Linked DNA regions of Homo sapiens: all the other regions are linked to region 2. The links are chromatin loops, found by intact Hi-C in ENCODE. Cell type or tissue: IMR-90. All regions are shown on one strand.

Evidence for each region. A loop is a pair of places that touch in the nucleus more often than their neighbours do. Peaks named below come from ENCODE experiments on the same cell type or tissue, not always from the same donor. Only the 100,000 strongest peaks of a DNase experiment are listed, where the experiment ranks them.
Region 1: it touches region 2 in a loop (4-fold over the local background); 4 of 110 quality-filtered maps call a loop at or near these places.
Region 3: a loop joins it to region 2, with 2.9 times the contacts of the local background. A loop is called at or near these places in 2 of 110 quality-filtered maps.
Region 4: a loop joins it to region 2, with 2.7 times the contacts of the local background. A loop is called at or near these places in 2 of 110 quality-filtered maps.

What each region holds. Positions count from the first base shown.
Region 1 is chr5:156,638,589-156,646,588 of GRCh38, forward strand. The region is part of intron 6 of SGCD (sarcoglycan delta); the gene reads left to right. Among named protein-coding and RNA genes, the nearest start is that of PPP1R2B, 210 kb to the right of the region's middle. In IMR-90, no CTCF peak of the experiment used is centred here; no DNase peak of the experiment used is centred here; H3K27ac peaks cover 552 bases.
Region 2 is chr5:155,940,304-155,948,303 of GRCh38, forward strand. It overlaps a transcript of SGCD not described here. Among named protein-coding and RNA genes, the nearest start is that of SGCD, 380 kb to the right of the region's middle. In IMR-90, a CTCF peak has its summit at 3,712 (motif pointing right); DNase peaks (open chromatin) are centred at 3,738 and 7,568; H3K27ac peaks cover 656 bases.
Region 3 is chr5:156,198,776-156,206,775 of GRCh38, forward strand. It overlaps a transcript of SGCD not described here. Among named protein-coding and RNA genes, the nearest start is that of SGCD, 120 kb to the right of the region's middle. RefSeq lists a silencer at 3,094-3,256. In IMR-90, no CTCF peak of the experiment used is centred here; DNase peaks (open chromatin) are centred at 3,156 and 3,486; H3K4me3 peaks cover 419 bases; H3K27ac peaks cover 722 bases.
Region 4 is chr5:156,471,435-156,479,434 of GRCh38, forward strand. The region is part of intron 3 of SGCD (sarcoglycan delta); the gene reads left to right. Among named protein-coding and RNA genes, the nearest start is that of SGCD, 150 kb to the left of the region's middle. In IMR-90, a CTCF peak has its summit at 4,487; DNase peaks (open chromatin) are centred at 1,997, 2,937 and 4,607; H3K27ac peaks cover 1,700 bases.

The DNA of each region.
Region 1 (8,000 bases), 700 kb after region 2:
TAAACACAACCAGTGAGTTGAAATTGTTTGTTATACTGTGCAGTTTTATTTACTATCAAAAACGATGTACTCATAAGAAACTGAAATGAAGTTGCTTGCTGCTTGGATGGTTCCTTTTGTTTTTTTTCAAGTTTTGGCTTAATGATACACTGAGCATGAGTTCCGGTCTATTGGTTTCCAGAGTAGAGTTTGCTTAATTAAACTACTTGTCTCTTCATATCTTGCCAGGATGTTTTTATACGTGAATCTTAAATTGCCCTGCAGTTTCAAATTCTACACAATGTTTAAAATGTGTACTTTGATGGTATTGCCAGTTCAGTTAAATTGTTAGAGTTTTCAAAAGAGAATGTCTTATTTTATCATTCTCCATTGTTAACCTTCAAATTATTGAATGATACTCATTTATCTTTCTGGCTTTACTGTCTATTCTTGTCTTCATCACTATCTTTTATCATAATAAAATATATCTACCATCTATTTTGATATGCCAGACATGTATAGCATTTTATGATATATTACACTTTAATATATATGTAATATATCTCATATATACATATGTGTATATGTGTATGTGTATATGTATGTGTGTGTATATACACACATATATAGTCACTAATCCTCACAATAGGTTTATGAGAGAAGTACTACTATTATTCCCATTTCACAAATAAGGAAACTGAAGCTAGAAGAAGCAAATTAACTTGTCCAGTATCATATTCCTCTTCACAGTCTTCATGGAGAACCCTGAACTTTAACACTCTGTTTTCAGCATTCACATGTGTCAAAATTCCCAGCCTAGATGAACCCAAACATCCACATTATGTATGCCTGTGTTCAGGCAACTGAACACATGCACCTCTGTGCAGCCTGTGCCACGCAGCAGGCTGGTGCCTATATAAAAGTGTGGTTACTAACCACCGCTAGGCCTTCGGTATCTGGTACCCAATATCCAATACCCAGCTACCTCATGGTATTTCTCTTGTCAAAAGGTTGTAACTCTTGCTATATTCATTTCTTCACCTTTTGCCTATTCTTGTGCCCACAACAGTCTGCCTTCAGCTTTTGATAGAATGTCTCTTGAGATGTGTCTTCCATGTTGCCAAATTCAGTAGACTTTTCTATTCCTCTCCTTAATTTCCAGCACTGTTTAACACAGATAAACTGTTCCCTCCTTCTTGAAATACATACTTCTTTCTCTTGGCTTCTGTGTTACCCCATTCCTGGTCTTCTTTCTACCTCTATTCTCATGTTTTTTTTTTCATTTTCCTTTGATGGCTCATCCTTCCATACTCAAAATTTAAATGTTGGAGTCCCTTAAAATTCTGACATTGGCTCTCCTTTTACTTTTACATTACTCTAACCATTGCTTGGATCATATCACCCTTCTCTTAGTGTCCACACTTATCTACCTGCCAGTGACTCCCAGTAATAGCACTTCCCCAGCAAAGCCTTCGCAGGTCCTCTGATGCTAGGCTAGCCCCTCTGCTCAGTGTTCCATCAGCTTCTTGTACTACTTCATAGCATTTACAACAGTTTCTCAGTCCTTTTTCCAATAGTGCTCTTCTGAGGAATTTTTCTTCAGGCTTTTTTCTTTTTCTTAATCACACCCCTCCCATGAAATCTTACTATCATAGATATACTAGATATCCGTTTATGTACTATGTGAAGTGTGCATTTATATAGCTGTTTATATATCTATATATTGCTATACATCTCTAGATATATATATACATTTGTGCTTTATACATAAATACAGTAAGATTTCTTTTGCTTCCCAAGAACCAGTTTTTGCCCCCTTGAAGATAACATCACCCCCATTGAAAATGCATGATTTACAATATCTGTTATTTTTAAAAATGGATTTAAATATTTTTTGCAATATCCACCTGTGTTGCTACAATAAAACTTATTAAGAGCAAAGATTATCTTCTTACTGAACATTGCCTCAGCATTGTGCCATTCACATAATAGGTACTTGTTAACTATTTATAGACAACAAATATTACAACAGGCAGAATGGCTGTAGATTTTATGTGCATTTTTAAATTTTTTTCTTAACTTGCAATTCCTAAATAAGAAAGCCAGAGCCTATTTTCCCCCACAAAATCATGTCTGACGTAGGCTCTACATAAATATTTGTTGAATGAATTAATTTTATCTGTACTTTTTGGATAAGAAGAATCTGTCCTGATTCCTAAAAAGAAAATATTTGGTATGTATCCTAGAAACTATTTGTAATGACTACAGATGTTTTGCATTAGAAGTTTATTAAATGCCAGCAGCAGCCTGGGGAGACACAATGGGATTAAATCACCTCAAGTGACTATTTCTACTGAAAGTTACTTTCTAGCATCTGTGTATTGTTCATGTCTGGGAAGATTTTCAGAAGCTGACAGCCACCTTCCCTGTGCTTAATCCTGACACTTGTGGAAACTCTGCATCCTCGTTGATCACTCAGTTCATTTTAAATCTTTGGTTAAACATAACGCAACTCATTTCCTTAAAAAGAATTTTTCACTGCCTATTACTTTTAGGAGAAGGCCACAAATTCATGTTAGGAATTAAATACAAAAATCTCTGTTTCTAAGGCATTTCCTGTGGTTAGTTGTCCCATAACTCACTCTTCTACAACTAACATATGTGCTGTAGAGAAGACTGGTTTGTAGGAAAATGGGTCTCAGATATTAAAGAGTATTTAAATATCAGATTGTAGCCATGTTTACTAGCCTGGACTTACAGAGACAAAAACTATATCTCACATATGTTGGAAATCTTTAAACAGTGGGAGCTACATGAAGATACCTTTAGCTAAAACTTTGGAGTAACCAGAAAATTATCTTGCACAGAAGATAGTGTTCATTACTCAAAGAATTATTAGTTTATTCATAATTTTTCAAAAATATTCCTGGTAAATATCATGGGAGATTAAACTTTCATTGTCATGGTTCTTGCTCCTTCCTAAGAAAAATATAGTTGGATTCAGAGCAGCTTCCTTTATTAAGTAAAGGCAATTTCTATTGTGACTTAAATATCAAATACTAAAAAAGCTGGATATTATTTGTGGAGTATAAAGTTTTAATGGGCATGGCTGGCTTTGAGCATTAATCACTTGGCTTTGACTGTCTATTTCATCTCCTCCCGTGGGCCCTGTGATCATCCTTCAGTCTGCTTGTCCAGCACATCACCAGATCCCATTAGTTTTTCTCTTAAATATTTCCTCAGCCATCCACTCTTCTCTATGCTTACTACCAATCATATGATCCCATCTACCACCATCTCTCTCCTGGCTTCTCTTTATTCACCCTTGCCTTCCTTAAGTGTCTTTTCCATGACATAATGTCTCAGTCATTCTGGGCTGCTATAGCAGATACTACAGACTGGATGCCTTAAAAAACAGAAATTTATTTTTTACAGTTCTGGAGGCTGGGGAGTCTGAGATCAGGGTGTCAGCATGGTCAGGTTTGGTGGGGTCCTTCATGTTGGCTTGCAGACATCCATCATCTTACTGTATCTTCACATGGTGGAGAAAGAGCACTAGTCTTTTTCTCTTCTTCTGAGGATGCTAATCCCATCATGGGCACTCTACCCTGATGACCTCATCTAAACCTAATTATTTCCCAAACGCCCCACCTCCTAATACCATCACATTGATGGCTAGGGTTTCAACATCTGAATTTTGGGGGGACACAAACAAGTAATCCATAACATGCAGCTACAGTGATCTTTGGAAAATGCCAGGTTGATCAAGTCAGATCCCCTGCTTAAAACCTTCACTGTGGCCTCTGAGGCTCTGCAATCCCTGAGCCAAACTTTCTCTCTAGTCTCACCACATGATATTCATCTTTTGCTAAGAATGGCCTAGCAGCATCAGTCTTTTTTTTTTTTTTTTTTTTTTTTCCAAGACGGAGTCTTGTTCTGTCTCCCAGGCTAGAGGGCAGTGATGGGATCTCGACTCCCTGCAATTCCAACTCCCGGGTTCAAGCAATTCTCCTGCCTCAGCCTCCCAAGTAGTTGAGATTACAGGCTCATGCCACCACACCTGGCTAATTTTTGTATTTTTAGTAGCGACAAGGTTTCATCATGTTGGCCAGGGTGGTCTCAAACTCCTGACGTCATGATCCGCCTGCCTCAGCCTCCCAAAGTAATGGGATTACAGGTGTGAGCCACTGCGCCTGGCCCAGTCTTCTTTATTAATGGGAATTTCCCAACTGTGAAGCGTTTCCATAGTCTTTTCTACTGCTACATTCAGCTCTTGACTACTTCAGTTCTAATTATTTTTCAAATATCAGCAAAACTTCACTTCTTTAGGAAACTTATCTGCCAAACCAGGTTGTGACTTCAAGTTTTATACTTTCAAAGACATGTTTCTTTTCTTTATCACTACTATATATTTTCATTTCTGAGATTAATTACTAGGTTTTTTGGGGGGTTTTTTGTTTTTTTTTTTGTTTGTTTTTTTTTGAAACGGAGTTTCACCCTTGTTGCCCAGGCTGGAGTGCAAAGGTGTGATCTTGGCTCACTGCAACCTCCACCTCCCGAGTTCAAGGGATTCTCCTGCCTCAGCCTCCCGAGTAGCTGGGATTACAGGAATGCACCACCACGCCCGGCTAATTTTGTATTTTCAGTAGAGATGGGATTTCTCCATGTTGGTCAGGCTGGTTTCGAACTCCTGACCTCAGGTGATCCGCCCACCTTGGCCTTCCAAAATGCTGGGATTACAGGTGTGAGCCACCTCGCCCAGCCAATTACTAGTTGTTTAAACCAATTAGTGTACACTAGTGGAGGATACTATATTATACCGTGAGCTTCTTACCTCTTTGCTTCACCACTACAGCCTCCTGCTTGATACAGATTTATTAAGTTAATTGAACTTTGGGTTCACCAACATACTGTGCTCCTCTTCTGGTACACAGAGTTTATCTGATCAGTTATATCTAGAAAATAATAAAATAACAGGAGCGGAAGAAACCTTAAAGATTATGTAATCCACCCAAATGGAGAAATAATACTAAAGGGAAAATTGTCAAAGGCCATGCAATGCATCTGCAAAATTAGAACCGAAAATCAGGTTTTTGGTTTCTCAGTATTTGGGTGTTTCAAGAAACAAAATTATTTTTCTTCCATTTTCTTATCACCATTCTCTAGATTGACTTCCTTTCTCCATTTTATAATCTAATATGGGTATAAAACTATATCCTTATCTTGTCAAGTAAAATATCATTGTTATTAAAGTTATCATTCAGGTTATATATACCCAAGCAATGTGAAGTAGAAAACTGACGTTTTTACCTCAAACCTTATTCATCAGATATTTTAACTCTGCCTTTTGAATCTATTGAACATTTTGCCCCAAGGTTTAAACCCAACGATGATTTTTAGTTCATATTCATTAATACAAAAGCACTAATCATAATTATATCAATATTAATCATGTTCATCAGGAAAAAATTTACCAAAGCAAACTCTGTTAAGCTAGTTTAAATTCTTAAACAATTTTCTAAAGAGTACACTTAAGTAATTTCTGATTTTTAAAAGAACGCTTCTTGAAATTCTTACTTTTGAGATCAGTTCTTCATGTACAAGAAGTGATTCATCATAAATTTTCTTTATCAAATTTCACGGATGCTATTTGCTGTCCTAGTAATTTTTGTGTCTAGTGTTTCTCCCAAATCCAATTTTTGTGTGTCACATTTTGCAAATCTGTATTTTTCTTTCAGTATTTAGTCCACAGCAATTTTAACATGTATATAGTTTTAGGTAATTAGTCATTTTTCATAAAATTTAATTTTCTCAGGTCAGTCTTTGGAGTTTTAAAGAATTACGCGTTTTTAGGGCTTTGATGTTTTAGTTAAGTTTCATTTTTGCTCTCTGCCATTTTATCTATTACGAGATTTATTTTCTGGTTATTATTTCTACCTATTAAATGCAGTTTAAATTGGATAAAAGTCTGTTCCTTTTTTTTTTTCCTTAAACACTGAGAAAATGTTTCGCAATTTCCTTTCATAGTACAGGATTATTTTTTCTTCTCATTAGAAAAAAGAGGTTGCTAAAGGCAGTTATCTGCTTAGATAAGATTGTACACCTCATAAAATTTTAGATTTGGGGTTAACAGTTTAACTCTGATGCTTATCCCTCATTTAATAATTGGGGAAATCCAAAACCAGAGATTTTTATCTGACTTGCCTAAGAGCATAGAGATAGGACTAGATTTCAGGTCTCTTGACATCTGGGACACTTTGAGTCAAAAGTATGACAAAACTGAGATCTGGACTTGAATATCCTTTCTGGAGAGGAGAAGCTGGTTTTTTATTACTTATGGCAGTGGAGTGCATTTGAGATTTTTTTTTTTTTTTTACAAGTTTACTCCCTACCTGTGCTAGGAGGGAAAAGAGCCCTTGAGCTCATCTTTATGGTGATTCAGAACACTTTAGATAGATCCTGTCACATGCTTTATAAGTTCCTGATTGATTCTATGGAATTAAGTTATTGGGCAGAGAACCAGCTAATGGAAACACATTGATGAAATCATTTTTGAGAGACATTAAATTGAACTTAAAATAAAGCTGAAATGGCTTTATGGATTTTTCACTCAAACTGTTTATGAACATTTATTGCCAGTAAATTATATTGTGTCAAAAGAGGGAATCAGTAGGTATGGTTTTAATAGAAACCTTTTTGAAATAATAAAATTGAGAATAATTCATTATCTGAGAAAACAGAGAGAGGATGGGATGGGGAAATTCATCCTGAAGGATGTTTGTCTACTCTGGAGCTTCTGGGAAAGTAAACAATGGTGTGAAAATCAGAAACCTGATAGCACTTGGAAAGAAATGGCCTTTTTGAAGAGTATTAATATCTCATCTCATTATAGATGTGAATTGTTTTGAGAAGAAAGGTGATTGAGGATTTAGCAAGCATTACTTGATGGTATAAACATTGATATTTGCTCATAGCTCATAAAAAGATGAGCATGTAAAGGAGGGACTTAATCTGCTAAGGGAGATAGTCTAGAGGAGTGATCAAAGGCATCAGTTTTAGAACAGAAAGATTAGAGTTCAAATCCCACCCCTCCGACCCCTTACTCAGTCACCCCTCCCACTTCCACCTAGTTGTGTGACCATAGGAAAAATTTCCTGACTTCCCTGAGCCTCAAAGATACTAATAGTCTCCACTTCATAGGGTTATTCTGGTGATCAAATGAAAAACTAGAATATCCAGTACTGTTTCTAGTTCATAGAAAATGCTTTAAAAATGTTATTTTTGAAAAAGTCATGGAAGATCTGGATAAGAAGGATGAATAAGAATCATAAACATTATATAATATTACTGCTGGTTGCTTTGTGCCAGAGATCTCATTCAGCCTTCCAAGATTCCTGGGAGATAAAGGTACTATCAACACACTTTCTTTTGAGAGAGGGAAACTGAATATCACAGAAGTTGAACTTCATGCCCAAGGTCACTCAGCTAATGAGTGGCTTTGAAATCTTCCCCTAAGAAGTCTTATCAATGAGTTTGTCCTCCAGTATGTGGAACATATGGACCCCCACTGGCCAAAGCCCAGCAAGAACATAATCAAAGGGTATTTGGTTGGACAATGGGAGCTGAGTGAGTGGGAGTTGAGGGAGCATGAGCATCTTGTTCTTCACTTCCTTTCTACATCCAAAGCCTGTCAATCATTTGCCACCGCTGCCTGTCAGAACCTATCTCCCTAGATTTTGCTGGCTTGCCATTCAGTGGGCACCAGCTTAGCCTGGCATTGAGAAAGCAATAATTTAATACTCCCATAGAAGCATCAGTACCATTTGGAAATGAGTCTAGTAGAAGCCTTCGGAACCTAAAGTCAACCTGGCTATATCCCATATAAGACCTTGTCCCTGCCTACACAGAGCTTAAGATCTGGATGACAGAACACCACACCATTCAAAAGCATGTTCTTTGTTGAATATAATGGAGCATTTCTAGATGTTATAACAATGTAAGAGGATTACAAAAATTCACAC
Region 2 (8,000 bases):
GCTTTTCCAGCTCTGTTTCTTTACCTTCTAAATTATGGTTGTTTGGATAGCAGACCTTTAGTAACAGATTTCCTGGATTCAAACTTTGGCTCCAACATATTCTAGATGTGTGAGCCTGGGCAAGTTATTTGACCAACCTGAGCCTCAGAATTCTCTTTGGTAAAGAAGATATAATAAAGTCTGCATCATTTGGGCTGATTTGAAGATTAAATAAATTAATACACATAAAACCTAATATAGTAAGTACTAAAAACATTAACGGCTGGGCTTGGTGGCTCATGCCTATAATCCCAGCACTTTGGGAGGCTGAGGTGGGTGGGTCACAAGTCAGGAGTTTGAGACCAGCCTGGCCAATATGGTGAAACCCCGTCTCTACTAAAAATTCAAAAAAATTAGCCAGGTGTGGTGGCACATGCCTGTAATCCTAACTATTCGGGAGGCTGAGGCAGGAGAATTGCTTGAACTCAGAAGGCAGAGGTTGCAGTGAGCCAAGATCGTGCCACTGCACTCCAGCCTGGGTGACAAAGCAAGAATCCGTCTCAAAACAAACAAACAACAACAACAACAACAACAAAAAAAACATTAACTAGTGTTATTATAATTGTTATTATCCTGATCATTTCATGAGGAGTGTCTTAGTCTATTTTGTGTTGTTATAGCTGAATACCAGAGACTGGTAATGTATGAAGAAGAGACATTTTTTTTTTGGCTCGCAATTCTGGAGGCTGAGAAGTCCAAGATTAAGAAACTGCAGCTGATGAAGGCCTTTGGGTGGCATCATCCCATGTCAGAAGGCAGAAGGGCAAAAGAGTACCAGAAAGCAGGAGAACAAGAGAGAGCCGAACTGACTTTTATAACAAACCCACTCTCGAGATAACTAACATACTCCCGTGATAATGACGTTAATCAATTCATAAGGGCACAGCCCTCATAACCTAACCACATCTTATTATGCCTGATCTCCCACACTGTTATATTGGAGATTAAGTTTCCAATGCATGAACTTTTGAAGATACATTTAAACTATAGCAAGGAGCCACATACAGGAACCCAGTAAGTAGGCACATTTTCCTTGCAAGGTAAAGGGACAGGAAACTATGGATAGTAATTTTGTGGGAACTTCTGTCACAGTTATAATTATATTGCTATTAACAATCACTGATATTATTTAAATAATTATATTGCTATTAATAATATTGATATTAAATAATTATATTGCTATTAATAACCATTGATATTATTATTTAAATAATTATATTGCTGTTAATAATCAATATTATTTAAATAACTATAATTACATTGCCATTCATAATTATTGATAATTAAAAATTTAATTACATTACTATAGTACTAAGGTTTTTCTGAATGCCTCTATGTTCAATACCTCTATGCTCAATGTCTCATACATTCAATGCCTCTATGTTCAAAGTCTCATACATTACTTATCATTACCTATATTATCTCATTTAATCCTTATAATAATTAATTGATGAAAAAAGTCAAGCTATACTATAGGAGGTGAAGTAGCTTTTCTTTAAGACAATGTTTCACAATCTATTTCATATTGTAGCATACTCAGAAAATGAAAATGTATTTGTTGTACACTGGGATAAAATGTAGCAGAAGTAAAAGGCCTCCTAGTGCAGAGAAGGTCACCCATTATTAGCACAATGGCAAAAAATGCTCAGATCTAATGGAGAGTTAGGGGAGGATACTCAAGTCTGTCTGATGTCAAAGTCCATGTTCCTGGTGGGTAACTCCTATTGGAGCAGCCTTCCCACAGATAGCAATGACAAATTCTGCATAATATATTATATATGTAATATAGTATTACACATATACATGAACAGACATGAACTATGTGAAGATAATGGAGACTGGACAAAAGCAAACAAATTGGAGGAGAGTCAATACTTGAAAGAGGGGTATGGCAGTGGATAAGTTTTGTTTTTATAGCATTTATCTATCATCTATGTATCTATGTATGTACGCATGTATGTATGTATGTATGTATGTATGTATGTATGTATGTATCTATCTATCTATCTATCTATCTATCTATTGTCTGCCTACCTACCTAATCAATCACGTGGGCTAAAACCCTCAATCTTTCTGGCATGAGGAATTTGAAAACAGAATTTGGGGCAACTTGAGAAGTTGAAAAGTAGGAGAGAGAGAATTCTAGAAAGGACAGCACAGTAGTGGAAGCCCCAATTCTTCATATAAACTCTTGTCAAATCTCTGGTTGACCCCTAAACTATGCAAGTATGAAGGCTAAAATAATTGAACAGAGATTTCAGTGGCTGCCCAATGCAATGGAGGCAGAATTTGGAGTTTCAATAAAGTCAAGTGTTGGCTAAAATAAACAAATAACAATGACAGAAACAGATTTCAGAGGAACAGAACACAGATAGAAACTATGATGTACAATATGCAGGATACCTATCAAAATTCCTAGACACAGACATATGAACAAATAGGAAAATGTGAAGATACTTAAGGCAATAAACCAAGGCAACCCCAAGATAATCCAAATGTTAGAATTAGCAGCAAGGATTTTAAAACAGGTGTTATAATTATGTTCAACCATGTAGAGTACAATGTGTTCATAATGAGTCATCATAGTCTATGTTCTTCATGAACATTCCATAATGCCTCCTAGACTTTTGTTAGTGTGTTTTCCACATAACAGATTTAAAAAGTGAAGGACAGAAAAGTGTCTTGCCTAAATTATTTGTACAGCTATGATAGAGTTGAGGACAAAGTCCAGGTAATCTTATTCCCTAAGTAGATTTTCCATAGAGGTTAGGAGCTCAGATGCCATAGTATATCTGTCTTGGTTTGAATCACTTACTAGCTATATTAATATATTTAATTAATCTAAGCCACCTTTTCCTTAAATAAATTACTATGAGAACTACACATGCTATTGCATATAAAATGCTTGACAAAAGTGTTTGACACATAGTCCCCAATAACATTTTTGTTACAATCACTGTTGTCATCATCATTATCATGCCATCCTATATTCATATGTGGAATTCTGCTTTATTGGTGAAATTTAATTACTACATTAATTAGTGAAAAGGGAAGAATCTACCCTGGGAGTCTGTTTCTTCATGTATTTATTTAAAATTTAGTAAGCACCTACTTCGTACAAGAAACTGTGCTTGATCTAGGAGAGACATAGGCATATATAAGACATGATGGTTGTTATCAATGGACTGTAATAACTAATTTTAAAAATTAAATAATTTGCATAGAAGGGAAACCAATAAACTCCAGAACTATATTTTTCTGATTTTTCATAGTTGGTATAGATGAGATGATTAAAGTTTCACAGGTGTAATAATCCCCTTAATGTCAGTAACAAATAGTCATCCAGTTCCTCTTTGGGGGTTGCTCAACCCTACAGGAAGTGGAAGCAAATTATAGAGCCACTCCTCTGAAAACATGTACACACCAACACAATTTTGAACTCAAATGTAGGGATTTACTGACTCTCAAACTCTATTTACAGACTCTCCATTGCAGACACCTCTACTTTTAATAATGCAAAACTGGCTCCTTCAAAGTTACCCACTTTACTGTAAAGCAGCCCCTTTATTGTCGAATAGCTCAAAGGTGAGAAAAAACTTCCTCAGAGCTGAAATTTGCATCTTTGAACCTTCCACCTGTTCAGTGGTCCTCCTTCTGTCCTGCAGAGGGCAGCCTGCACCATTCTGCATGACCACAGCCCTGCAAGTATTTGAAGATAGTTTGTTCTGCCTTGGCTGTCTCTGGGCTGAATGTCTCCATTTCTTTCTGTGGTTATTCATTTCTCATGGGATGCAGACCATTTATCAGCCTGATTGCCTTCCTCTAATTGTGCACTAGCTCTGTGAGTTGTTTCCTTTAGTCACACAGTAATATATACTTACTGTAAATTAAGATCAAACCAAAACCCAAACAAAGGAAAAATTATAGGGTTTTGTATGGGGGGATAAAAGTAAATGTGTATATATGTATTACTTAGGCAAATCACATTCTTATGAACGATGATTGTTAAAGGTTTGCAGATGCCATTCCAGACAATGACTAGGCATGTGCTGTGCATTTATCTGTATACACACGTGTTTTTTTCCTACTCAAATTGCACTGTTCTCTAGCTTTTAAAAGCTTAATCTATGATAGACATTGTTTTACCTTAAGCTATAGATTACCTCGTTGGGTCACATGGCATCAAAAGTATAGAGTTGAGAACAGAACACAACATTTTAATTATTTAACTTAGAATCAGCGCTGTTGTTACAGTCATAATAGTTTTATTTGTTCAACAAATATGTATTGAAGACATACTGTGTTAAGTGCTGCGATAAGAACATACACTGTGAAGATATGAACCTTACCCTCAAGAAACTCATTATCTAGTGGCAAAGACAGATAATCTGACAAAAAATGTGGTAAGTTTATGATTGCACTGAATTTGTTTCCAACTTCGGGTCATATTTTCTTCTCCTTGTCTTTGTAAACTAACCTTTAGCATATCTTTTTGAAGTTAGGCTAATCTTTAAATACATGATCTTTTGTCTTCCCAAATACATGCCTTTGAAGATGTAAGAGCCATGCAAAAAAAAATAATAATAATAAGGGAGTGTAAATCTCACCATATAGATGGTGGCCCAAGTGAACAAACACATACCGAGAGTTTTTCTAGATACCAGTGGTTTTATTTGTTTCTGATTTTAGGTACCAAAAATAAACCACATCAACAAATAGATAGAAGTTAAGTTTACAGATAAATTTCCACTTGTTTTCAAGAAGAATTAATATCAGTTAGAACTGTCTACAAATGAAAATTTTGAGAACCAATGAGGTCTGTGTTATTGGATACATTCAAGCAGAGTTTGTAAAACCATGTTAATACTGCCAAATGAACTAACTGGCTTGGAGTAGACATTCAGTAAATATTTGTAGAAGGGATGGAAGGAGAGAAGGGAGAAGACAAAGGACAAGAGGCAATAGGGAAGGGAGAGAGAACTTTTAGTCATTCATTCAAAAATATTTATTGAACATCAACTCTGTGCCTGGCTCTGTGTTAGTTACTGGGAAAACAGTGGTAAGAACAATAGAGATGATCCCTTCCACTCATAGGATTTACAGTGTAATGGGGAAGACAAAGACCAAGTAAAAACATCACACCAACATGCAACTACAAATGATGGTAGGTTCTGGAAGGCAAAAGCCTGAGGAGCTGTGAAAGCATTTGCAGAGGACGGAACTAGCCTGAGGCTTCAGGGAAGACTTCTCTCATGATTTAAGTCTTCTGCTGAGCCAGCAAGTGGAGTGTCCAAGCATAAGTGCAGATTGTGTGTCCGGAGGGTGGTGCCAGGGACCCTCAAGGAATACGAGAAAGACCAGTGTTCCTGAAGCCCAGAAGAGGAGGTGGATGGCGAGATAAGATGGGGCTGGAGAAGCGGCCAGGGACCAGCTCAGGTAGAGCCTTGAAGACCACAGTGAGGAAGTTTTCACCCTGAGGATTTAAAGGCAGGAGCGACTTGTTGTGATTTGCTTTTTAAAATATCACTGTGGCTGCTTTGTAGAGAGTCACCTGGAAGGGTGGATGTGAGGGAACCAGTTCAAGTGGGACAGTACAGTTCAGATGTGACAGGGTGGGAGCATGAAGGGAGGTGGATGGATCGGAGAGATATACGAGGTAAAATGGGCAGAGCATTGTGATGAAACATGGATAGGAAACTGAGGGTACATGCAGTTGGAAGGTGTCAAGCGTGACTCTTACAAATATTCACATTCCACTGGGTGGCTGGTGGTGGTCACTGGGGTAAGAAATGCTGGATTGCAAACAGCGGGTCTGTGGAAGAGAACTCATGATTCCTCTTAGAAGCATGTTGATTTTTAGGCACTTTGAGTCATAGGCAATGTGTTAGGTGTTGTGCATATTTTATTTCATTTAATTATCATAACCACCTTGCAAGTTAGATAACATTTTTCTCATATTATAGTTGAGGATATTGAGGTACATAGAAATGAAATTAATGGCCCAAAGTAATATAGCTAGTTAGGGCAGAGACTGAATTTGAAACCAGATCTAGCTGATTTCCCAAGTCTTTTCTGTTTGTACTATATTTTTCTTGATGAGAGTTTAATTAAATGTTTGCCAAGTGGTTATATGGTTGATAAATGTGAAGACCATTTTCCAAATGGTATTTTGAATCATTAAAAAAAAATTAATGCAAATAGGGTTGTGCTGTCCCCAATCTCCTTCTCAATCTTCCTAGAGATTTAAATAGTCAGAGATTGATACTCCCATCTTAATCAAAGTAAGTTTTCATGCCAAAAACAACACAGTTTCAGTAGTTCAAAAGTTACTGTTTATGTAACTATAATAAAATAATCTTGTGAAATTCCTCAGCCACTAAACTAGTTATAGCATATCTCCAAAATGTGTGGCTGACCAAACCAGCTGGATCACTGAGACAGAACTGTATATGATTTTCCTCCTTTGGCCAGTAGCTCTGGGAAACCGAATGTAGCCATCACATAGGGTGATGGCACATTATAACAATGATGAGGTTGTATGGACTCTGAGAATATTGAACATTTTAAGGGCAGTCCAGCAAAGCCCCTTATTTTTATGGACAAGGGTCATAGAACCTGGCAGGAAAGATCACAAGAGCAGCATAGGAATGGTAATAGATTTGGGCCAGGAACCCAGGTTTCCAGTCTGTGACTCTTCCTATTCTGCCAGCAAACTTCTGTCATTCACAGATAGAGAGATGGGGAGGGAGATATGTGGAAGCATGGATGGACATTCAAGGAAAGATAGATGGGCAAATGTCTTCCCTTTAGCTACTATGGCATTGATGCTTTATTTGTATTTTTTTCACTTAATTCTTGCAACAGTCTAGTGATATAGTTATTATTAGCCCCGCTTAGCAGATAAGGAAATTGACGCTCACATTGTTAGCTTGGTATTATCATAAATACTCTTGTGTGTGTGTGTGTGTGTGTGTGTGTGTGTGTGTGTGTGTGTGTAATGTTTTGGTTTTTTTTTTATTATTAAGATCTTGGAAATTGCATAACAGTTATGTTAATGTCTATACAGTTTTCCTAAAAAAAGATGGAACTTTTTTGGTGAAGAATGAGATTACAGAGGAAACCTTAATAACTTTCCTCAAAGTCTTAGAAATACCATGGTTTTTGGACCCAGACCTGGATAAGAATAAGGCCCATTCACCCACTCATTTCTGATCTCGAGCAGGTTACTTGACTTCTCCCAGGCTCAGTTTCTTTGTCTGTAAAATGGGTATTAGAGTATCCATCTGCCAGAGGGAGAGAAACATCCTAAAGAAGTACTTTTGAAAACGATTGCAATCAAGGTAAGTTAAAGAACAAGCATGGCAGAGATGAAGGTGGGACCCATATTCAACTCTCTGTCTTCTAACTGCAGCAGGTACATGTTTGTCCTGAGCAGAGAGAGCTCCTGTAGTCACTCTGATTTAGTGACTCAGCAGAAGAGATACTGGAGAGAGAGAGATTGAGAGTTCAGAGTTTACAAGCTTATAAGCTCTATGAACTTGCGTAAGACACAAGATCTCTCTAAGCCTCAAGTTTTTCATCTATAAAAGTGAAAAAAAAAGGACTTGCTTCATAGGGTGATTATAAAGATTTCATCATATGTTTAAAGTTCTAGCCTGGCACGGTGGCTCACTCCTGTAATCCCAGCACTTTGGGAGGCCAAGGCAGGCAGATCACCTGAGGTCAGGAGTTCAAGACTGGGTGACCAACATGGTGAAACCCTGTTTCTACTAAAAATACAAAAAAATAGCCAGTTGTGGTGGTGCATGCCTGTAGTCCCAGCTACTTGGAAGGCTGAGGCAGGAGCATTTCTTGAAATCTGGAGGCAGAGGTTGCAGTGAGCTGAGGTGGTGCCACCGCACTCCAGCCTGGGCGACAGGGTGACATTCTGTCTCAATACTGCTACTACTAATAATAATAAT
Region 3 (8,000 bases), 260 kb after region 2:
AATTTCAGGGACTTGAGACACATTTAGTATAATAGATGTGTTTAGAGTCAGGACTTTCCAGCCAATGGTGGTTTTTATTTTATTATTATTATTATTTGATTTTAGAAATGGAATCTTGCTATGTTGCCTTGGTTGGATTCAAACTCATGGGCTAAAGTGATCCACTCACCTTAGCCTCCCAAGTAGCTGGGATATAGGTGCATGCCAACACACCCAGCTCAATGGTATTTGAATAATTATCTATTCGACATGAAGAAATAAGGTCATATATGCAAAACTCTAGCCCTAAACACATGTAGATACACACACCTACACACATACCTTCGCACCTCAGTGAAGAAAACATCATGAATCTGAACCTTCTGCCTGTAGAGTCTGTACATGGTCTTTAAAGATTTCTCAACACTTAGCTTTAGAGCCATTTCAGTGAATCAAGAGTTCAAATAAAGCTATCTTGCTTTTCCTCAGCTAGTCTAATCACTTCTACATAACAGCAGCAAGTTGATGCCCAAAGAGGTCATTGACTTATTTGCTTTGGCTATTGGCCCCAAATCAGGCATCTGACAATTTTCAACTAAAGAACAAAAATAATGTCTTCTTCACAGAATTGGGAAATAATAAATTCAATCAGGCATGCAAGGCCCTTTACATAGTGCCCTACACATACTTGCCTCTCAGGAAATGGGACTTAAAAGGCAGGTTGCTGTCTCACCAACCTCAAACTCCATTGTTAGTAATGGTAGTAGAAGCAGTACAGAAGAAGGAAAAAGGGACACTGAGATAGGCGTTTGGAGACTCCCTACTCCAAGTCAGACTTCCATCTTTTGGCTTTCTCTGCTTTGGCAAACTACTTCTTCTTGCCTTGATTCCTTCCTTTTTAAAATAATGGCATTAGATTAGCAATAATTTTGAGTGTTTATAGATCATTCACTCACCAAAAATCTATAAACTTCACGGAGGCAGGCTTTTCTCTCAATTTTGCTGCAGCATTTCCAGTGTCAGACATGTATTTGGTGCTTTATTGCTGAATAAATAAATGACTCATCAACTAATAAATTCTGTAGATCTTGCCACCCACCCAGAGAAGCTGTATATTTAAAAAGTTGTGTCCACTCTTAGGGCCTCATGGACTTTAGGTCACTGGGCCTCAGGTTAGGAGTATATCACCTACAAATTTTCTTTTACTTTTAATGTTCTAGGAATCTACTAAAGGCCCTGTTAACATAGTGTGATGTAGAAGAAATCAAAGACACAAATAAATATATTTCTCATACTTATAGCTTGGAAGACTTAATATTGTTAAAATGCTCATACTACACAAAGTGATCCGTGGACTCAGTCCAATCTCTATCACAATTCCAGTGGAATTTTTTGCAGAAAGAGAGAAAACATCATAAAATATATATGAAATCTCAAGGGACCCTGAATAGCCAAAACAATCTAGAAAAAGAACAGAGGTAGAGGACCTTCTCTTCCTTGCTTCAATACATACTGCAAAACAGCAGTAATCAAGATGTTGTGGTACTGGCATAAAGACAGATACATAGACAAATGGAACAGAATAGAGAGACTGGATATGAACCTTTGCATATATGGGCAAATAATTTTTGACAAGTGTGCCAAGACTACACGAAGGGGAAAGCACAGTCTCTTCGATAGATGATGCTGGGAAAACTGGATATACACATGGAAAAGAATGAAGTCACCATTACCTTATAGCATTTAAAAATTAACTCAAAATCAATTGAAGACCTACATTAAAAATGTAAAACTATAAACCTCTCAGAAGAAAACATGGCAGAAAATGTTCAGGACATTGGAATTGGCAATGATTTCTTAAATATGAAACCCAAAGCACAGGCAACAAGAGAAATTGGAACCCATTATGCAAACTAGTATGGAGGCTCCTCAAAAAGCCAAATATTTAATTACCATGTTATGATTCAGCAATCCCACTTCTGAGTATATATCGCAAAGAATTCAAAGCAGAATCTCAAAGACATATTCACACACCTATGTTCTTTGTAGTTTTATTCACAATAGCTGATACGTGAAAGCAACCCAGATGTCCATCGACAGATGAATAGATAAGCAAAATGCAGTAGAGACATACAGTGGAATATTATGCAGCTTTAAAACAGGAAGGACATCCTCTTACATGTGTTGTAATATGGATGAACGTCGAGGACATTATGCTAAGCAAAATAAGCCAATCACAAAAGGACAAAAAAGTACTGCATGATTCCATTTAGACATGAAATATCTAAAATAGTCAGAATCATAGAAAGTAGAAAGATGATTGCTGAGGGCTGAGGCAGGGAGAAGGAATTATTGATTGATGGGCGTAGAGTTTCAACTTTGCAAAATAAAAAGTTCCAAAGATCTGTTGCACAACAATGTGAATACATTTAACGCTACTGAACTGTGTACATAAAACAGTAAATTTAATGCTATGTAGGTTTTTAACACAATAAAAAAGTAAATAAAATGGTATAATGGAGCATGACACTCAAGTACACAATGACATATATCACTGTTATTTTTAAAACAGTATGTTTGATATTTTGAAAAACTGAGGAACAGAAAGTATCATCTTTGTGCAAGCTGTAGCCCAGAACATGCTTTCAGTAAACATGCTGACATCTTTCTTCACTCCCACTGTAGCAATGAGCAAAGCTGCCATCATAACACAATGTCAAGATGTCTTACGTTGACATTAAAGTGTAACCATAGGAGGTTTTGGTTGGAGGCCCACGGTTTAACAGAGAAACCAGTTTATGGCAAATTTGCCAACATCATAGGACCATGGACATTGCAAATGAGTCCAGTCTAGGAGGTAAAGCAATGAGTGTTTCCTAAGGGGAAAATGTGTTACTAAAATCAAATTAAAATCGAATGAATGCCTCATGCTGCAGGAGGGAAGAGGACAAGCCCATAATTCCCTAGTTTTTTTTTTTTTAATCTAATAAGTGCTTTATCACTTTCAGTTTTCTCAGCTCGAGCCAGGGATATTTTGGAGTTATTATGACATTTGAAAGAATGCTGAGTTTTTGATCTTGTCAGGACTGAAAGTGCTTTATAAATGTCAGAGTTGGTGTGTGGGAATCTAGGGCACAGCTCCAGTGTGTACCTTGTGAGTCAGCTAATGAGGCCACAGGAGAGCAGCCATCTGAGCAGCTCCCTGAGTGGTCCTGACTTCCAAAACAGCTTTCTGGTCTGCTCAGCAAAAGAGTTTCACGTTGTTGTTGTTGTTGAATTGCGAATGAGTATTCAGGTTTAGATTAAGTCATTCCCAGAACTCTCATTGAAAACATTTCTAATACTCTGGTTGCCTCTTTGTTGGAGGGAAGATAACCCACAGGGGGTTCTTTCTTGGCCTTTGCCGTTAAAGTGATCTCTCCATTGATTGTGGCCCCACTCACCACTTAACTCCTCCTGGATGGTTTCCTTAAACTGGATTATTATTCTTTGACTCATCAGAATTTAGCAATGTTCTCAGTGTAATTCACAGTATGTAATAGTAGGCTTTACATAAATACTTACTCAGTGAATGAATAGAAGCCAGACTGTTTTACAATTTTAAATTTGGCCATGATTCTGATGTTGCTTATATGGCCTCTGATTAAATGGGTCTGAGCTTCACTACGGCCTGTGAGATTATTGAAAGAGGTGTTAGGCTAATGATAAGCCTTGCAGTTGTTATAGTTTGTTTTTAGCACTGAGATTTCTTGACCCTCAATGATCAAAGAAACTAAGGCCATAGAGAAGCATTCATACTGGAAGAGACAGTCAAAGTCTCTTCTAAAGCATTTCATTTAGAGAAAAGTTATTGGTTCCAAATAAGGTGACAGCTCCCAGGTTTTGAAGATGTAGATCAACTGACTGCTTCATGTAGGGTCTCACAGGGGTGTCAGAATCAAGGCACAATGGAGAGTACTCAGTGTGTTCATGAAAACGCAGTGGAGTAGCAGAGGTTCCTTTTTTTTTTTTTTTTTTTCAATTAAAAAGACTGCAGTTTAAACCTGATTGGAGTTAATGCAGTTGGGCATGGACAGGGAGGTACCCTGTTTCTGTATGCCTCTTGTGACATAACAGTGTTTCCCAAAGTGAATTCTAGGTAAGGCTGATTGTAAAGGTTTTAATTTTCTACAAAAATTGAATTTTCATAGGCAAGCAAGTTTGAGAAATACAGGTTTTAACAAAGTAAGAATTATTAAAGCTTTGATATACTTACATGCCTTGAGACTCTGTCAGATTTGAAAGGATGCATCATATCCCAAAGATTTTAATCATAAAACTTTTTAAATTAAGAATATCCCAGAATTAGTGTTTTATAGAAGCCATGTGGGGAAACTATACTCTATAATTTGGAATGCAAATCCACATGTACTTTTCATTAGTGCCTCTATTTGCTGTGGCATTTTCTGTATCATTTGTTCAATTATGTTATATCTGTATCCTCTTTTTGCAAATCTTTAACTATTTGGATATTAAACCTAGATTGTAGGGACTTACAATTTAAATTCTTCAAGATCACCATAAGAATGAAGACCACAACATAACAGTATTTTCTATTGACTGCGCAAATAACAAACTACAAAGGCATTGTTCCTATGTAGTTCGATATTTGAGATTGATGAATAGTGGCATCAAAGGATAGGTTTTGAGACATGTACTTGATTGCTTGCATGGCTATATCATTACATATTCTTAGAATTATAAAGGTATTTAATGATTGTATGTCCCGACCACTTATTCATTTATTCTTTCATCCCACATTTACTGAACTGTATTACTATGTTCCTGACACTGTGCTTTATACTATGGAAATAAAGATGGATCATCATCTGTATTCGTGTCTGATTTGTAAAGTCCCTCAAAATAATTTATAGACAGTTCCTGGAGACTTCTAGCTGGAAATGAGCTTTCTTTTCATCCATTAAGACTCTGAAAAGGCCAACTGCTGAAATAACTTGTCCAATATTACAGTTAATTAGCGGCAGTGGAGAAAACAGGACCCAGATATTCAGGATCTAGGCAGTGCTCCATCCAGTACTATGACATAGCATAAACATGAGGAGGTAATTTTTTAAAACCAATGATTGAGTTTGTATGACTGGGAATAGAAATTTTTCCAAGTTGGAAAATATATTGAGATCTTAATCCAGTGAATATTTATTGCATATGTATCATGTGCTAAATATTATTTAGTGTTTAAGTCCAAGTTCTCATCAAACTTATATTCCAGTGGCTTCCATATTGCTTAAGACTAGAAATATTGTTTAAATTCATAACTACATTGATGGTTATTAGAGATACCCATAAAAGCCAAGAGTGTGGTTGTGGAAGGTGTCATCCCATTTAGTGTTTTGTTTCTTTTCCTGACTTACTCCTCAACAAGTGTTACTGGACCTGCAGCTCCAGAAGAAAAACAAGCTTAAGAGTGAGGAAATTTTCTCCCTTATGGGGTGGCCAGCACAGAGCTTTTTGTTATGTAGTAAGAATAATACTCCAAAATGATGGTTATGGTGGTGACTTTGTAGCTCATGTGAATCAGATATAATTAATTCACATCATTTCTTGAGGGCTTGCGGTGTGTATATTGTTATATGCTAAGTATGGTGGGTGATACAAATATATATATAAGGTATCCTAGTGAAAGATGTCACAGTTTAACTAGTTTAGCCAACACACTCATACACACACACACACACACACACACACACACAATATCATGTGAACTAGAGTGATTTTTTGATTGATACTACATGATTACATGCCAAATGAATGATGTAGGCATATACGTGTCAGCGTATGGGATCTTGGCAAGTTATGTCACCCTTCTCAGCCTCACTTTCTTCATCTGAGAGAAAGGGGTGATAACAGTATCTCATGAAATTGTTGTGAGGAATAAATATAGTTATATAGCTGCTCATATGGGGCACATTATGTAACTGGTATTAAACAAACTGGTTTGTGTTTTTCTTTATCTTCACAATTGGAGAGGCAAGATCACAATGAAATAGCAAGATGTAAGTCGTAAGTAGCTACTTAAAAATAAGTGGCAGAGGCTTATAATTCGAGTGTAAACTTTTCTCCACTGTGTTATCTGACAATGAGTAATGTAGGAATACAGGTATTGCTACAACCGTGATCTCAAAAGACCAGAGAAATTGTCACAGAAGGCACAGAGATGTTGAATCTTGAGATATTAGCAATGAGATGGACATATATTATTTTCACCTGAACAATATCAATTGCTGTTTTGCTGTTTTTCTATAATAGCATATAGATTTTTACTGTGGTAAACTGCCCTTCCTCCATCAGAGTGGGAGGTAAATCAAAAGCTCATGGTGCATTCCCAAAACAGACTTCAGAACTTCCAGACACCCAGACTTCCTCTGCTTATCTGGTCACTTTCTTTCTGAAAGCCTTGAGTTTTCAGGGATACTCCATGATCCTGCATTAAATTGCTTTTATGGGTAGGCTGGTAAGAGTTAAGATTCTTTTGTTGGAAGCTGCAGAAACAAACTAATACAGGTTACAGTTGACATAAAATAGTAGCACAAACAATGGCAAATAAATGAAGAATTACGAGACACAATGAGTAGATAAGACTAATAAAAGGCAATGTTTATGCTGAAGAATAGTAGAAGAGAAGCTTAGAAAGGTTGAATTAAGCTAGATTGTTGCAGATTTTGAAAGACAATCATACAGGCTGTCATCGTATAAGACAATAATCTGTTGTAATATCAGAAATCTATTGAAAGGGTAAATGGCTATACATTTTATCCTATTTTTTAGTGTCTGTGAGTTTTCCAGCCAATGTACAGAATGTCCTTGATATCTGTAGACTATATCTTCTGAAAGTGCAACTTGGATATATATACTTTTCCATAAAGGTACAGGATAGTTACTTCTACCTAAATGAAATACAGCAAATTCCTAACACTTTTATGTCAGTACCTTGTTAACATCAATAGTCCTAATCTCTTTGTATGTGGATGAGGATAAATTGTACTTGGGGAAATACAGTTATCTAGGAGTCAATGGGATTCTCGTCGTCCTAGCTCCATTACAGATGAGGTAAATGAACATGGACAACTGCTTAAGCATCCCTAGACCTCTGTTTGGTCATTTGTTCAAGGGAGATGACCTGTCCTGCCATGTCTATTTTTCTATGTTGCACATATATGTGTGTGTATATATATATATTTTATATATATATATTATATATTATATATATCTGTGCACATATACAAATGAATATGTGCATCTATGTCCATATATATGTAGACTTACTCATATTTAGCCATACTTTGTACTCAAAGATCATGCATGATATATATTATTTTATACCTTGGTGTTTTTACCCAATGGTATATCTTGAAAATGACTCCAAGTTTTTCATAAAAATGTGTGAAAATTGTTTTGTACTTCAGAATACTTCATTGTGTGTACGTACAGTGGTGTGTTCAACCAGTCTTCTGTGGCTTGGCATTCGGGGTTTTCCCAATATTTTTTGGTCACAATTAATACTACCATGAATAAGTGCACATGTTGCTTAATTATTGTGGACATATTTTTTTGGATAAAACACTAGATTTTTGGGTCATAGGATGAATATATATAGAGTATTCTTAGGTATTGCAAAATTCTTCCTAGGGATTGAAGCCCTATGCAATTCCACTAATAGTGTATGAGGTTACCTGTTTCCCTATGGCCTCAAAAGCATAATTTGTTTTTGTTGTGAAGCTCTTAAATGTGGCCAGTCTGATCAATAAGAAATGTAAACTTTATTATTAATTAATACAAGACCAGTGTGGTTAAATGGCTTTATGTAACATCTTAAAAATTAAAGTTTTACCAAGGCAAGTATGGGACACCAAGGCATTTAACCAGAAAGATGTAAAAGTTAGATCTTGTATACTATAAGTTTGGCAGTGAATAATTTTTTTTTTCATTCAAGGAAGGGCTGCTTCTTTGTCTCATTTTTTTGA
Region 4 (8,000 bases), 530 kb after region 2:
AGAACTAATAAATTGAATAATAGGACAAAATATAAAGTCCAGAAATTGACTCATACATATACAGTCAACACACATACCGTCAATTGATTTTTCTATGAGAGTGCTAAGGTCATTCGATTTGAGGAAATAAGGCATTTTTACAAATGTGTAGGAAAAAGAAATTTATTTTAAAAGAACTTCAACCTCTACCTTACACTATACAAAAAATTAATCTGAAATAGTTCATATACTAAAATATAAAAGCTAAAACTATTAAACTGCTAGAAGAAAACATAAAGAGATTATCTTTATAAGTTTGAGAGTCAAATATTTCTTAGGACATAAAAAAGCACTAAACATAAAAAAATTAGTTAGACTTTCTCAAAATAAAAACTTCTCATCAAAAGACACCATTAAGAAAATGAAAGGGCACAAAAGACTTAGAGAAAAAATATACATACACAACGAATTTATATCAATAATGTATAAATGATTTGTATAATCAAGAATAAAAGACAGTGATTTTTAAAAGGGCAAAAGACTTAAACACTGCACAAAAGAAGATTTATGAATGGCCAATTAAGCACATGAAAATGTCCTCAACATCATTACTCATTAGGGTTATTCAAATTAAAACACCAACTAGGTAATTTTCCATACACTAGAACAGCTAAAATGGAAAGATTGACTAAACCAAGTGTTGAGGATATGAAGTAACTGAAACTCTCATACCTTGTTGCTGAGACTGTAAAAAAGCGTAACTACGTTGGAGAATTGTTTGGAATTTTCTTAAAAAGCCAAATGTATACCGATCTTATGACCCAGCAGCTAAAAGAAATGAAAACATATATCCAAAAAGGGCTTTCAAAAGAGCATTTACAGCAGCTTTTTCATAATAGCTGAAAAAATAGAAATAAATATTCATCAACAGAAGAATGGATACATTTTGGTATATTCCTACTCACCAATAAAAAATAAAGAACTAATATATACAATGACACAGATAATTTTTTTTTCTTTTCGAGGCCGAGTCTCACTCTGTAACCCAGTCTGGAGTGCAGTGGCATGATCTCAGCTTACTGCAACCTCTGCCTCCTACGTTCAAGCGATTCTTGTGCCTTGGACTCCCAAGTAGCTGAGATTACAGGCATGAGCCACCACACCCGGCTAATTTTTGTATTTTTAGCAGAAATGGGGTTTCACCATGTTGACCAGGCTGGTCTCGAACTCCTGACCTCAGGTGATCTGCCTGCTTCTGCCTCCCAAAGTGCTTGGATGGGATTACAGGAGTAAGCCACCATGCCCAGCCATGATACAAATAAATTTTTTAAAATGCTATGCTGAGTGAAAGAAACAAGACACCAAAGAATACATACTGTGTGATTCAATTTATATGAATTTCAAGTACAGATAAAACTAATCTATGTGATAAAAGAGAAATGTTTGTCTATGGGATTAAGAATTGACTAAAAGAGATAGGAGGAGACTTTGGAAAGTGACAATATTAGTTGAAATGGTGGTTTCATGAGTGTGTATGTTTATCAAAATGTTATAATCTATGTATTTCACTGTATATAAATTTGCCTACAGTAAAAAAAATAGCTGGTAGAATTCAAATGTTATCTAACATAATGTACTTAATTTATCCAATGCCTACATTGAATAATTACAACTAGGAATTTTCATCTCCAGTCTCACGAAAGAATTGAGTGACTATTTCAGCCGTTTGCCTCTTATTTTACCAACTGTGCAATACTTACCACCTGTACTTAATGATATACAATGTTCCCATCTCATCCACAGGAGATAAGTTCCAAGGCCACCAGTAGATGCCTGAAACCACAGATAGTACTGAACCCTATACAGATGCTCCTCAAGTTTCCATGGAGATACCTCCCAACAAAACTATCATACGTTGCAAATATTATAAATTAAAAATGCATTCAATACACCTAACTTACCAAACAGCATTGCCTGCGGATACACTGACAAAGGGATGATTCATGCAGGATAGAGAGGGACATTGTGAAATTTCATCATGCTTCTCAGAATGGCACACAATTTACAACATATGAATTGTTTACTTCTGTTATTTTCTATGTAATCTTTTTGGACTGCAATTGACTGTGGGTAACTGAAACCACAGAAAGAAGAACCATAGACGAGGGGACTACTGTGTGTTTTTTATAAATTGTTTTCTTTGAAAGAGATTGTAAACTCCTTGGGAGTGTCATCTGTATCAGTGGCTCTCAAACTTTAATATACAAAAGAATTACCCAAGGACTTTATTAAAATGCAGAATTTCAGGCTTCACCCTGGGGATATGGTGATTCATTCGATTTGGCATTGATCCACGGAATCTGTTTTAAGGAGCAATCGAAGTGATAATCCACTGACCACCTTTTGAGAAAAAATGATCTATATTGTATTTGAATCATATCCACAAGGCTTGAGTGCTGTATGTGTCAAGAAGTAACCTATCCGATAAATAAATTAGATGAATTTTAATACCTTTGATACCAGTTTTCAACTGTAGCTGTTTTTTTGTGTGTGGGTTTTTTTTTTTTTCTGGACACTGTTAGATAGCATTTCAGGAAAGGATCCTAAATTAAAAGATAATTTTCCCCAGCCCCTTCATTTTCTCCAGTGGGGGAGGGAGAGCACTTTGTCTCCCACAAGACACTTGGCCTGTCTATAGATGTTTTTGTTTATCCCAACATGGGTAGGGGTTGGCATGGCTGGCATTTTTGGGTAGAGGCCAGAGATGCTGCTAAACACCCACAGGACAGTCCCCATGAAAAAGAACTATCAAGCCCAAAATATCAATAGTGAAAGATGGAAAAACTGTAGGATAGTCTTTTTGGAATTTAATGAACCCAGATACTCCTCAGAGTGATTCAGCCTTGTGCAAGCACCGTGTGTCAGGATCTCACCCAGGCACTCTAGGCTGTGCTATGCACTTATGCGTACCCTTCCTGGCCTGGGACCTGAGGCCTGGCTGCTGACGCTCCTTTCCTGTAGGTAGCTTGTACTGACTCCTTAGCGCTTCTATAGCAGCTTGTCTCATTTCTTTGACAAAGCATCTGCCAGCAGCAGGGCAGGGAGCCCTGAACATGGGCCACTCCAAGCTTGCCGACAGCTCTCTTTAGTGAGATTGGAGATGCTCCAGCTGGTCACAGAAAGAGGCAGCCAGCTGGGTTTGAAAGGAAAACAGATTTAATTTTGGTCCCCATTGAAGCAGAAACCAATCTAGAGATGTGCCTGCTCTAATTTGGAATTCTTAAAAGGATAATTGGGGAAACAGGTAGAAAAAGAACCACATAACCCAGGATATAAGGAAGGATGGATGCCCAGTGAGTGCCAGAGTTAGTTTGGCCTATTTTGCCATGATATTAGGATGGGATTAACTTGATATACGTGCATTGGATCTCAGTGGTTCAGCACTTCCTAGTTCTTGGACCTTGGAAATTAAATAAACTGCTATAAGCCTTGGTCTTCAGACTACAGAATGGCAATAATAATGATGCTAATTCCATAGGGTTGTTGTAAAGACTAAATGAGCTAATGCATGTAGAGAAAGATTTTAATGTAGTGACTGGCATATAATAAGCATTAAGTAAATAATAGCTATTAGCCATTATTCTTCTGCACCATTAACCTGCAAAATATGCCAGGCTCCACCAGCCTCTGACTATTCAATAAGTCCCCTTCTACCCTTTTATACCAACAGTATGTTGGCACAAACTATCCCTGCTTTAATAACTGTAAGTTAGCCATTCTCCAAGATACCCATTCATTATTTTTTATCCATTACAGGGTCTCTCCCATGTGCCCACAAATCAGTCTTTCAGCTGCAGCCACCATTATCCCTGACTAATCTTTCTTACCTGAGCTGGCTTCCCCTCCCCACAAACCCATTTGCAACTGTCCCTGCTCTGTCATAGTGACAGTTCAGACTATGGGTCCTTCCAAGCTGCTGGTGTTGGGGAGGTCAGAGTCCAGCTGAGATTCATGCAGAAGAGAAAAAGTATCTGCAATTCTGTCCCTTTTTGTAAATAGACCACAGCACAGTGCATCTCTTATTTAGAAATCTTTGCTGACTGGTTCTATCATTTTGTTCCTTTAGCCCCTGTCTCCAAGAGAACCTCAGTCTAGCCAAAAGATAGGAAGGAGGAGACAAGATACTTTGTAATTCCTATTTTCTCCCCGAAGCCAACACTTCCAGCCAATACTTCTAGCAAGCCTGCCGCTAACCAAGTAAACACCCCCAGACAAACCAACAGCTGCAAACAATTCCTGGAGAGTTCTTCCGAAGTGTATATTTCTTTGATGGTTTCAGGCCCCCCAACTCAGCACATTACAAGGAATTCTATTAGAATACTAGAGGATCAGGACAGGGTCCCAAAAGAGGAGCTATGAAGCACTTGGAGGGGAAGGAGACCAAACCTAGGGAAGGCAGAAAGAAAAGGAGAAAAATAAAGATGTGGAGGACAGGCAGCACATTCCTTGCAGCAGGGTGCATTGGAGCTTGAAGGTTAAGCTTCCCAGGGCTGCAGAGTGAGAAATCAGGGAGGGAGGCAATTGTCTGCTTTGTTTTGACTTGCCGTGGCTGAGGGTAACAGTCAGCTGTGACCTCTTCCTCATGACTAATGCTGAGCAGGCTTGGCTAGCCTAGGTTCCCATGTAACTTATCATTAAGCCAAGCCAAGAACTGGACAACATCTAAGTAGTCCCCTACATGGCTGTTTCTGGGGGTATAGGAGAATAGCATGGAGATTTGTGGGGATCCTGCAGGCCTGTCAGCAACCTCCAGTGCAGTTCTGGGGGTCTACTTTTTAACCAAGTAAAACAGTGAGTTTTCAGTTAATCTCTGAAAAAATTAGTAAAATCCACAAAGTAGTGAGAAAAGAGGACATTCCAGAAAGGAGCTGACTGTGCATAAGTGAGAGCGGCCGAAGTGGAAGCAGAATTAATTTGACAGAGGAGCTGAGAGGGAGTGAATTAAAAGAAATAAAAGATTCCATAATCTTTATTTTTTACCTGTAACAGCTAGAAAGACCAAATTCTAGTACAGTCATTCTTTTTAAACATGGCCATAACAGACTTAAAATTTAAGACTTTTAAAGCGAAGCATTTGAAATAAATTGTGAAATCAGGGCATAGAAGAATTATATCTGAAACTGGAGAAAAGAAAAAATGCCTTCAAGAAAATAGGGCATAGTATAATGCTTCCGTAGCTAAATGTTGCACACAAGGGAATTGGAACACAGTGAATGGTAAATCCCAAACCTCTTCAGCAAGATCATTGTAGAGGAAAATTGTCACCTGAGGGAGGAACCCATCCAGGCTGCTTCAGTTATAACAATGACTCTGGGAATCCTAATCAGGTGTCTGATAGGTAAACTAAATCCTTGCACTTGAAAAATACACCTCCAGTCTGGCTGATATTACCCATCTAAGTCACAGGTTTGTCTTGAAATAGATCTTAGCGCTGTGATCTCAGCAGGGATTTCTTCTTTAGAGAAAGATATTTTATGAGCCTAGAAGCAGCTTTGTTGGAACTCACAATATCCTTGAACTGCAAGCAACAGCAATTTTAGACAGAGCGTTAATTCAGTGAATTTCAAGAGAAAAAGAAAAAAAAAAAAAAAGGAAAACCCATACAGTTGTCAGTGCTAAATGAACTGAAAAGCAGTTTGAAAGAGCATTTCAGAGTCAGTGCTTTCTATGTTCTGTTGTTATGTTTAAGGAATCCTTTAGTATTGTCGAGCCCCATTGAGTAGAATGGTACCAACAAAATATGGTATTTGTTTAGATATGTATGTTTTTATATAATACTTTGGGAGATCCGGTACATTGAGCAAGTGAGACTCACAAGATGCAACCAGACAGTGAGGTTATTCTTCCAAGTACAATATAACCCATAGAACCCACTCCTTATACTCAGCATTTTTCTCATCTTTGGATAAACATAGGACAGGCCCCATGACTTTTCTGGCCACTCTTAGATAATGAGGAGTCATCTGACCAATTTGAGTCACAAACAATCTCATTTCAATTATTCTAGACAGAAGATATAAAAGGAAAGGGAAGTATTCCTTGGCTAAGTACACTTGTAGCTGGTAGCAGTGTTCTCTGCACTTGGCCTCTATTAAGGAGACTTTCTGTCTCATGAGGGACTTTGCAGGCATCTCTCATGAGCTGTTGCCTTGATGGCAACAATAGAATCATCCTGGTTTTTTATAGACAACACAGCTTAAAAGTATTTGAGCAAAAAAAAAAAAAAAAAAAGTGATGTCAAGGTCATAGGCACTTCTTCTGAATTTTGTTTTAATGATTTGAACTAATAGTAATGGAGGTAAAAGGTAAAATGGGCAGCTAAAATTTTCCTTTCAATCTATTATTTTCTATGTCATTAGGTGCAAAATGCAGCATCTCTACAAGAATATTCTCTGGAATGTGGGTTCCATGAATGGTTAACAGTAGAGAAAAAATAATATTTTTATGAAATGCTCATGGAATCTCTGGATCAAACTGTCGTCACCATTTAGGCAGTGCAGGAAATCATAAAGAATGGAAGGAGTGGGGAGGGGAATGGGAAATCCTGGGAGAACAATCAGAGGGGGAGCATTGGTCAGTGGGAGCTGGGTGCTGGAGTCAAGGGTAGGGTGTTGTATAGCATTTCTCGCCCTTACCTCATCTGTTAAGTAGAAATAATGGTTCCTACTTCAATGGTTATGGCTGCTTCATGTCAAGTCAAATTTCTTTATTTTCATTACTTATCTTTCTGTAATTTCTGAGTGTACTGTCACTAAGATTGATAAGGGACCTATATCAGAAATTCGAGTGGGCTCCTTTCACCCAGCCAGGAGTTGAGCTCAGCCTCAGACCTCAAGGGCAGTCACTGATGGCGTTAATGCCCCACCAATGAGGTTCTTTTGAGATCAGGCACCTGTGCAGGTGGCTCTGCTCCCCCTGGGCTACTCTGAGCCACACGCATCTTTGTGAGACCTCTTGCGATTACTGAGTTGAGCTTTCAGTCCTGAAAGGAATCCATGGAGCTATCCTACTCAGCAATTCTGTCGCTTGGTGTCTGTGTTTAAGCAGTTTGGGGGAAACAACAGGCCCTCCATTCACCTTCTACATCTGGCTGAATCATTCTCCAGTTGACTTTTTTTTGTTTTTGAGACAGAGTCTCGCTGTGTCTCCCAGGCTGGAGTGCAATGGTGCAATCTCAGCTCACTGCAACCTCCGCCTCATGGTTTCAAGCAATTCTCCTGCCTCAGCCTCCTGAGTGGCTGGGATTACAGGTGTGAGCCGCTACGCCTAGCTAATTTTTGTATTTTTAGTAGAGACGGGGTTTTGCCATGTTGGCCAGGTTGGTCTCGAACTCCCAACCTCAGATGATCCACTCACCTTGGCCTCCCAAAGTGCTGGGATTATAGGGCTGAGCCACTGTGCCCAGCTCAGTTGCCATTTTTAGAAGCCAAACCCTACTACCTCTTAGTCCTTTCTGGTAATTCAGCCAGCTCCTCTGATTGTCTTTCACCTGAGAGCCAAATCGGCCCACTCTCATGTTTTATTTGATCTTGTCAGTGTTGGGAGGGGATATATGTATACATACAAAAATTTAACATTAAGACACTTTTAGATTAAAAAATATAATTCAAGATTCTTTATTTATTTTTATTTTTTTCCTGAGACAGTCTGGCTATGTCACCTAGGCTGGAGTGCAGTGACATGATCTCGGCTCACTGCAACCTCCACCTCCCAGGTTCAAGCGATTCTCCTGCCTCAGCCTCCTGAGTAGCTGCGACTACAGGCACGCACCACCATGTCTGGCTAATTTTTTTTGTACTTTTAGTAGAGACGGGGTTTCAACATGTTGGCCAGGCTGGTCTTGAACTCCTGACCTCAAGTGATCCAGCCGCCTCGGCCTCCCAAAGTGCTGGGATTACAGGTGTGAGCCACCACACCTGGCCAGATTTCAAGATTCTTATCAAAGATATTTAACTGGAGCT